Regions from separate parts of the Mus musculus genome. Here region 1 is linked to region 2. A link is a contact called in ENCODE POLR2A ChIA-PET data. All regions are on one chromosome and are shown on one strand. The core of a region is the stretch at or near the end of the contact, and the rest is flanking DNA. Distances in the headings are between cores, read along the strand shown. Region 1 holds the start of Eef1a1 (eukaryotic translation elongation factor 1 alpha 1). Region 2 holds the start of C920006O11Rik (RIKEN cDNA C920006O11 gene).

Region 1 (4,593 bases), core at 1,487-3,986, 310 kb after region 2:
CACACATGGGCTTGCCAGGGACCATATCAACAATGGCAGCATCGCCAGACTTCAGGAACTTGGGGCCATCTTCCAGCTTCTTACCAGAACGACGATCGATCTTTTCTTTAAGCTCAGCAAACTTGCATGCTATGTGGGCTGTGTGACAATCCAGAACAGGAGCGTAGCCAGCACTGATTTGGCCTGGATGGTTCAGGATAATCACCTAAGAAAAACAGCGTGTATTTAAGTCTTGCCTTGTGATTCTGCACACACAACCAATCTAGCCACCTATCTTAAAAATGTGTCACCTGAGCAGTGAAGCCAGCTGCTTCCATTGGTGGGTCGTTTTTGCTGTCACCAGCAACATTGCCTCGTCTAACATCTTTGACCGACACGTTCTTTACATTGAAGCCCACATTGTCCCCAGGAAGAGCTTCACTCAAAGCTTCATGGTGCATTTCAACAGACTTGACTTCAGTTGTTACATTGACTGGAGCAAAGGTAACCACCATGCCAGGCTTGAGAACACCAGTCTCCACTCGGCCCACAGGGACAGTGCCAATGCCTAAAATAGTATTGTTTTGTATAAGTATTTAATACACAAAACATAAGACTTCAAATTCACGTCAACATTCTACTTAATATTCTACTTACCTCCAATTTTATAGACATCCTGGAGGGGCAGTCGCAGGGGCTTGTCAGTTGGACGAGTTGGTGGTAGGATACAATCCAAAGCTTCCAGCAGCGTGGTGCCACTGGCACTGCCATCTTTGCGGGTGACTTTCCATCCCTTGAACCAAGGCATCTAAAACACAGGCAGTCAATTATAACCTCCTTACTTATTGCGGCTTTCTCCATTCAACTACCTTAAAAGTCACTTACATTAGCACTTGGCTCCAGCATGTTGTCACCATTCCAACCAGAAATTGGCACAAATGCTACTGTGTCAGGGTTGTAGCCAATTTTCTTAATGTAGGTGCTGACTTCCTTAACGATTTCCTCGTATCTCTTCTGACTGTATGGTGGCTCGGTGGAATCCATTTTGTTGACACCAACAATCAGCTGTTTCACACCCAGGGTGTAAGCCAGAAGAGCATGCTCGCGGGTCTGCCCGTTCTTGGAGATACCAGCTTCAAATTCACCAACACCAGCAGCAACAATCAGGACAGCACAGTCAGCCTGTAAGAAACAAGACAATCATATACCATTATCTCAGAGAAAGCACCCCACTAAAAAATATCCTGAGTCAGGAATGGGTAAATTTTACACACCTGGGATGTGCCTGTAATCATGTTTTTGATGAAGTCTCTGTGTCCTGGGGCATCAATGATGGTCACATAGTATTTGCTGGTCTCGAATTTCCACAGGGAGATGTCAATAGTGATACCACGCTCACGCTCAGCTTTCAGTTTGTCTAAGACCCAGGCGTACTTGAAGGAGCCCTTTCCCATCTGCAAAGTGACTTCTAATTAGTACACCCAAGACCTAGGTTCTACTCCCTGCTTAAAGAATTCCCATCCCTCCTTTTGCCTTATACTTGCCTCAGCAGCCTCCTTCTCAAACTTTTCGATGGTTCGCTTGTCGATTCCACCACATTTGTAGATCAGGTGGCCGGTTGTGGTGGACTTGCCGGAATCTACGTGTCCGATTACGACGATGTTGATGTGAGTCTTTTCCTTTCCCATTTTTGCTTTGAATTAGCGGTGGTTTTCACAACACCTAAAAAAGGGTTTAAAAGATACCTTTGAACCGCTAAGAAGCCCGAGAATTAGCTCCGCTCAAAACTCAAGGGGACAAATTCCAAAAATGACTTCCAGCGCCAGGCTGGCCTGACTAGTCTCCACCCACCAAATGTGAACAAACTCCAACGCCATTACATCCCCTCCCCCCGCCGCGACTAGCCGTGCTCAAAAGCCCGAGGTGACTATTGCGGCCGATAGGACCACGGGGTCACAGGAAGCAGCAGCCGGTGAGGGACCAGGCCCTCTTCCTTTGTGTGGGTGACTCACCCGCCCGCTCCACCGGGCTGCCGCGTCCTCCATTTTGAGCTCCTTGCAACAGGGCCCGGGAGCGGCCATCTTTCCACGCACGCAACTGGTGCCGGACGGGATGGCCTCACCCTAGTTAGGGAGGCAGGGCAACGCGGCGCCGCCAAGCCAGATCGTGCCGGGTGCTGGGGCCACATGGCCTCGGCACGCTAACCCCAGCCTGGTTGCTTCGGGAAAAACCCCAGGCCTCGCCCCATCCAGGTGGCGTCGGACATGTGCTCCGAAGGCGGGCGGGCCCCAGCCGCCACTCCTGTCCCTCCATTCCTCCCCAACCATGACCTCTCCGGGCTCCGGGCGAGCAAGCCCCGCACCCTCCCTTTGTTAGCCCCTATTGCTGAACGGCAATCGAAGGCAGCAGGGCAACAACAACAACAAAAAAAAAAAGACCAGAGTGCGGCCGGAGTAGCACGCGGCGGCGGCGCGGACACCACGCTAGGCCTCAAGCCGGACACGAGGCGAGGCTACGGGGTTGCCGCTAGGCCTCGCACTCTGCCTCCCGCGCCGCCCGCAACTCGAAGCGGGAATGCTCGCAGCTAATCCCCGCCGACGACAGCGGGGCCCGGCCCGCTCGGAGCAGGACCTCCAGCTCGGCGGCCCGCGGAAGCCACACCCGCCCCTCACCTGCGTTCTGACGGCAAACCCGTTGCGAAAAAGAACGTCCAAGGCGACTGCCGCACTTATATACCGTTCTCCCCCACCCTCGGGAAGAGGGCGGAGCCAGCACACGACACCGCTTTCCCAGTTTGCCCCGCGCCAGCTCCCCGGTCCTCCCCCCCATCACCCCCCCCCCCCCCGCTCAGTGCGCCCCTCCCCCCACGACCAGGGTCTATGAGCTTGTGTGCTCTGCTCTCCCCGCGCTCAGCCCTGAGCGCATGCTCCTCGCACTGTGGTGGGGCGGGTACCGGGATTATGGGTTATGAGAATTTAGCGACGGTCCCTGGGACTTCCCCAGGCGAAGGCGATCCCTCCTTTTGTATGAATTACTCTTGGCCCTAGCGGAGGGTGGGGCGGCGAGAAGCTGGCCAAGAGGGCGGCCAGAATCTATCCCTACTCTTCCTTACTCCGCTGCCAAGGCTGTGTCAAGATCCGGGTGTCCCTTCCCACGGAGGCCACCTCCCGACGTCAGCCCCGCTATCCTTCTGTTCGCCTCCCGCAGCCCATGCTCTCCTGGCTGGGAGAGGAACACAATGTTGGGGACCCTTCCCGGCTCTAGAACCCAAGGGCTTAGCTCAGTAGCGGAGAGCTCGACCGATCTGCCCCTGGGCTGGCCCCTTGGTTTATTCCATCCAATGCCGGTTGATTCTCTGGAAACCTGAAGCGGCCTTCACACCCCTAAGGGTTCAGTTCAGAATATGCTTCAATCCTACAGTTAGCTTTACTTTGATTCTAGGTTTGTTACACTAAAAAGATTGTATGTGTACATGTGTATGTACAGCCATTTGATTGAACATGAGAAACCTGAAAATAATCTAATCCACCCCACATGGTCTCATCTAAATACCAGCATCAGCAATCTCCCAGCGCCCATCCCTAACACTTGTGAAATCACTGCTTCTCAAAAATGGCTTGCCTTGTTAGTTACATCCCTTTCTTTGCTGCAATTCTAGCGATCATACCAGCATTGTTTTGTTATTGAGACAAGGTCTCTCTTTTTTAGCCCTGGCTGCCCTGGAATAGGTAGTAGACCAGGCTGACTTCAAATTCACAGGAATCCGACCTGGACCTGCTGGGATTAAAGCCCTGGCCATTTTTAAATGCCTCTCAGAGCAGGCACACAGAAGTGTTTCTCAGAGGAAAGAAGAACTTCTTTGTTTTGTTTTTTAATGCTAGAGATGGAAAAAGAATTATTTTGTAATGGGATATGGGGTGCTGGAGATGGAACCCTAGGGTGTCTATCACCAAGTTACAGTTCCTAGCTCAAAGATATCCTATCTGATTATCCATCATTGGATCTCCTCTCCCAGGTGTACAACATCACTTCCCAGTTACAAACATTTGATGTTCTTGCACCAACCTTACTAGGAGCATTTGAGGGCCTCTGTCTAGTGTTCACAAAAACACACAGGATTTGCAAAGGAACTATTTGTTTCTGGGGAAGAGTTCCACAGTCAAGGGAAAAACTTAAATATAAAACAATTTGGAACCAGTTCAAAGCAAATTTACATGATGCTTCTCATTTCTTGTCTAGTTCTAGTTTTCAACTATTTTTCACATCCCAAACTGTTGTTTTTTAACTTTTTTTTAAAAGTGGTATTTATTTAGTGTGTGTGAATGCGTGTGCCACATCACCCTGTGCGGAGGCCAGAGGCCAGAGGCCACCTTTCGTGGGGCAGGTTTGCCCCTCAACTACGTGGACCTATGGGATCTAACTCAGTCAGGCTTTGCAGCAAACGCCTGTACCCAGAGAGCCATTTCATGTCCTACTTTTGTTTTTGTTTGAAACAGAACTTGATGTAGCTCAGGCTGGCCTCAAACTCATGTTGCTGAGGCTGGCCTTCAATTTTTTTTTTTTTTTTTTGGTTTTTCGAGACAGGGTTTCTCTGTGTAGCCCTGGCTGTCCTAG
Region 2 (4,787 bases), core at 2,247-4,746:
TCCTTAGTGACATATTTTGTCTGCATTCATGACAGTAGAATTGGAAATATATGCTTAGGGCAACATAACAAGTAAATTATTTTTTTCCAGAATTAAGCAAAATACATGACCAGAGATATATTTTTTTAAGTAGCTTTCTTTTAAACTATTTTAACTACTTATTGTTCCTGTTTTCAATGTGCTTAATTCGCTTTTTTTTCCAAGTCACATTCACCTACAGATTGTCTTTAAAGAAACTCATAGTTTACAGAGTACTGGCAGTATATTCCAGGAAATTCATGTTCTGAGTACTCTAACTCATTGAGTAAATATTATAGGAATTGGATCTCCCAGTTTAAGTTCTATTAACTCAACAAGTTAGAGACTGTCTTTTAGGCAGCTCAACTTGTCTGAGAATGTCTCTCAACAGGCTTTACTGCTCATATGTTTGGAGAGGGAGGGGCTTAGTGTATCTGGTTGGTTTCAGGGACTTCCTAAAACCTTTGAGTTGTTTACTTCCTGAATTAATGGGTTTCTTTATAGGATAGAATGTTTTCCCTTTAACATCCTGTCTTAAGGAGATGGAAAATGTAAGGTTCTATCTCAGAGGAAATTACTACACAACAAAAGTATAAGCAAAGACTAAAACAATGTTTCTTTAATAGTCCAAGGGATGGCACTCCCCAGACCTCAGGCTTAAGCCTATATGAGATGTTATTTATACAATTATTTCTCACTAAGGACGTTTTTCTTGCTAAGAAAAAAAATGCTACCCAGATATGGATGTTATGACTTGAGCTCAGTTCACTACTTGCAGCCCCTACCTGCAGCCAAGAGATAGACAGATTGATTGTTTAACGTAGAAATTAAGTGATGGGTAACTTCCTTCTCTCCCTCCCTCCCTCCCCTCCTCTCTCCCTCCCCAGAAGCTATCTGGAAGGGACCTCACCTTGATTCTGGTCATTCCAAGAGCCAACCCAGGGCCAAAAAACATCCTGAGTTCCAGTGGATTTTGACTTGGACATTTTAAAAACATCCTCTGTTCTGACTTCTCCTGATGCCTTTTCTAGAACTCATAATGCAGACAACACACTCTTACTTACTTCTCCCCCATGTCTTTTTCCTGACACCCATTCTTCCCTATACTTCAGAATTATACAAGCAAAAAACACTGATGTACTTTAGGGGTACCCCACTGTCACACCCAGTGTTCCCAATCACTTGGGAGAAACAAGGTCACTCATCACCCCAATTCCTGATGGCATTTAAGGTCGCCCCTGACAAGAACAAGAGGTAGAAACTAACTAGGCAGCTTAGGGTAATAAGACCCCAAGAAAAATAACCATTTTTTTTTCTTGGCTAAGAGCCAGAAATGAAAGACTGGGGAGACAGCTGAGTGGTTTAGAGCACTTGTTACACTTAGAGAGGACCAGAGTTCTGTGTTCTTGGCAACCCTTTGGTGGTTCACAACCATCAGGAACTCCCAGTTTCAGGAGATCCAACACACTCTTCTCAGCTCCTCCGGCATCAGATACACATGTGGTGCATATATAAATAAAAATGTTAAAATGCAATAAAAACTAAAAACTAAAAATGATATCGGGGCCTCTTGACAGCCTTGTCCTTGCCAGAAGTGTTAATGAGGGTGCTAATCCCTGATTTTTAGTTAGGGTTACCTTTTGAGGGGGATGGATATTAGTGTGTAGTAATAAACGTGTATTAAGATAAAATTCCTTCTGGTCAAGAGAATAGAACCTGATGAGCTAGTTGGGCCAAGTCAATCACTCAGTGAAAGAACCACTCTAGGGAGTTTACTGTAATTCATGCTAATGAGGCAGAACAATTAGCCTTACAATGAGACATTGTCTTTTCATTTTCAGAATGTCAGTCTACAGGGTCACCAATCTGCCTGCTTTTCTAAATTATACAGAAAAGTGTGATTTCTTCTCTCTTTTCTAATCTAAGCATGCTTCCATAATGCTTGGGCTTCCCCAGCATTTTGGGTCTTCTTACTCTTTCTCTAAAGTTCCCTCTCCCACCATGAAGCCACTTATCCGTGCTAGACTAAATGGGATGACTTTGCTCATTACCTTCTCCATTTTCCTCCTTCAGCAGCTTAAAGTTACAGCCTACCTGTCCTGGGTGTTTGCCTTTTCGAGTGTAATAGCATTTGTCCTAATAACATTTTTTTAAATAAATAAATTTAAGCAGGGACTGGTAAATAGGCTCATGCTCTTATTTCCAGAGTTTGGGAGGCAGGCAGATCTCTAAATTCAATGCTACCCTGGTCTACAGAGAAAGTCCCTGAACAGCTAGGGCCACACAGAGGAAACCTGAAACAAACAAACAAGTAACTAAATAAATGTTTAAAACAAGAGAGAGAGAGAGAGAGAGAGAGAGGAAGGAAGAAGGAAGGAAGGAAGGAAGGAAGGAAGGAAGGAAGGAAGGAAGAAAGAGAGAGGTGGGGTAGAACTGTTCCCAGACAGAATCTTTGTTACGACTGCTTGGAACCTTCACCTGAACTCATATTCTCTCTCTCTCTCTCACACACACACCTTTTAAACATATTTACATCTCTATTTACATCTATTAACATAACAGAATTTTTAAAGATTTAAAAAATTTTTAATTAAAAAAAAATTTTTTTCCTGTCTCTAGCTGCATAGTCGGCCATCAGTGGAAAGAGAGGCCCTTTGGTCGTGCAAACTTTATATGCCTCAGTACAGGGGAATGACAGGGCCAAGAAGTGGGAGTGGGTGGGAAAGCGTGTGGGGGACTTTTGGGATAGGATAGCATTGGAAATGTAAATGAAATAAATACCCAATTAAAAAAATAAAAATATATATTTTTTTTAAGTTAAAGAATAAAATAAAGTTTTAAACGAAAATTAAATTGCAGGAACTACAAAAGAAAGGCAGACTGCCACATGCAGCGCCTCATTTGGATGTGTCTGGAGTCTTGGAAGCTTGACTACCCTACGTTCTCCTACAATGGACCTTGAGAGCTTGTTTGGAGGTTCTAGCAGGGGAGCGCAGCTACTCGTATACCCTTGACCGAAGACCGGTCCTCCTCTATTCGGGGAAGGTCGTCCTCTTCGACCGAGCGCGCAGCTTCGGGAGGGACGCACATGGAGCGGTGAGGGAGGAAGGGGACACCCGCCTAGCCAGCCAGATCAGCCGAATCAACCCTGGCGATCAATGGGGTGACAGATGTCGCAGCCAGATCGCCCTCACATCCGAGAGTAAGCAGGCTCTTGGTAGGTATATAAGGCCATAGAATTTTGTAACTTTACACATGTGGTGACCTTATGTAGCCGACTGTACTTGATATTATAACAAATCCTGAATCCGTTTTAGGGTTAAATAATCCTTTTTATACTCGCTTCGTTCTAAGTTTAAATTAAAATACTTAAATTTAGGATGTTTTTACTGTTAACCAAAATGCTTTGGGGCTATGCAAAATACAACAGTTTGGATTGGTTAAACCTTCCGAAGCCCCGCCCCCGACGGCCATGTCTATTCTACGGCCCGGCTCTGCTCCTGGCCCAGGCGCCCGTGTCCGGTGCGGTCCCATACGAGATGGGTTCTCTGCCTTCGGTGCGTGTCGGCGCCTCTGCCAAGGCGGAGCGGACGGCGAAAGGTAGACCCAGCGCATCTCCAGCTTCACGAGACTCACGCGGCCTTCCGTGGGCCGTAATCGTCTGTCTCCCTCTGTGGCCGAAGTGACACACCGAAGCGAGTAAAAAGCTAATTCCTAGAACAGTGTGATGCACCCGGCCCTCCGTTGGCTTCCCGTGCCCTTTGTAGCTAAATTTGGAAAATCCTGAGTTTCTCAAAGTCCAAGAACTTTATAATGTGCACTGCTAGGCTAATACCTTTACAACGAATGCCCCCCAGCTTCCCTGAATCGGAATGTGAAAGTGACACACTGAAAACCAAGGCTAAGGGTTCTGTCCTTTCTTTCACGTGTTAAAATGGTGGCATCTTTTTAATGCGCGAGGGAAAACGCAACAACAATAATAAAACACTCCTCCCAAATCCTGAACATTCAGTTATGTCCAGAAAATTGGGATGAAGATAGGACTTTGCTTTACCGCTCTGTACTGCGTTCGGGTTTTTTGTTTGTTCGGTTTGTTGTTTGGTTTTTGGTTTAGTTTGGTTCGTTTGTTTTCCAGAAAGGCCGAAAGCCATCGTGACGTCGAGGCACAAGCTCCACTGTCCTAACAGTAGAGGTCGCATGGAGTTCGTGAGACGGGCATTAGCTGCCGCTGGAGCTGTACCCAGCCCACCGTATTTTCACAAATTAGCCAGACAATACGCCTTCTCTTCGCATCACTACTGGTCCGGGTCAGCCATAAGATCCTTCCTGTTAGGGACTTTTCTTTGAACTAAGATGTAATTAACGGGATTCATTACCCCTTTTAAGTTACCCTTGGTTTCTACGAGGGATAACAGGTAATAAGGACAAAGGGAAGTAATGTAAATTTTGTCAGTTTTATTGATTATACACCCTCTAGGTGAATTTTCTGTACCTGCGTTGCACGGTTGGAAGCCTTGTTTCCTGGCCTGCGAGTGCAAGTTTTGCTTTTGTTCTATTCTTCAGCTTCCTGTGGAGATTTTCAGATACAAGCAAACAAAACATTGCATAACTCTGTGTGCAGCCCTTACCCGGATGTGTGCAGCTTTAGGGTGTGCTTGGTATGTCTCCTGCCTCCTCTTGGTTTGTGGGAGTCTTTCCTCCTAACATAGTTTCATATGGGAGTGCCACGATTTGGTATTTATTTCCAACGGGTAAAGGTTATCACACCC

The links. ChIA-PET counts read pairs that join two places held with the same protein, here RNA polymerase II (POLR2A).
Region 1: POLR2A ChIA-PET joins it to region 2 with 14 read pairs in Patski. The contact joins the promoter of Eef1a1 here to the promoter of C920006O11Rik in region 2. POLR2A ChIA-PET finds 5 or more read pairs at or near these places in 3 of 5 experiments (Patski and embryonic stem cell).

What each region holds. Positions count from the first base shown.
Region 1 is chr9:78,478,988-78,483,580 of GRCm38, forward strand. It overlaps Eef1a1 (eukaryotic translation elongation factor 1 alpha 1), which reads right to left and starts at 2,737. Exons shown (of 8, transcript NM_010106.2): 1 at 2,652-2,737; 2 at 1,524-1,701; 3 at 1,254-1,433; 4 at 865-1,161; 5 at 637-787; 6 at 291-547; 7 at 1-205. The coding sequence starts at 1,667.
Region 2 is chr9:78,172,418-78,177,204 of GRCm38, forward strand. It overlaps C920006O11Rik (RIKEN cDNA C920006O11 gene), which reads left to right and starts at 3,497. Exons shown (of 4, transcript NR_040401.1): 1 at 3,497-3,618; 2 at 4,154-4,325; 3 at 4,582-4,676. Rn7sk (RNA, 7SK, nuclear) reads right to left here and starts at 3,216; the gene lies at 2,885-3,216.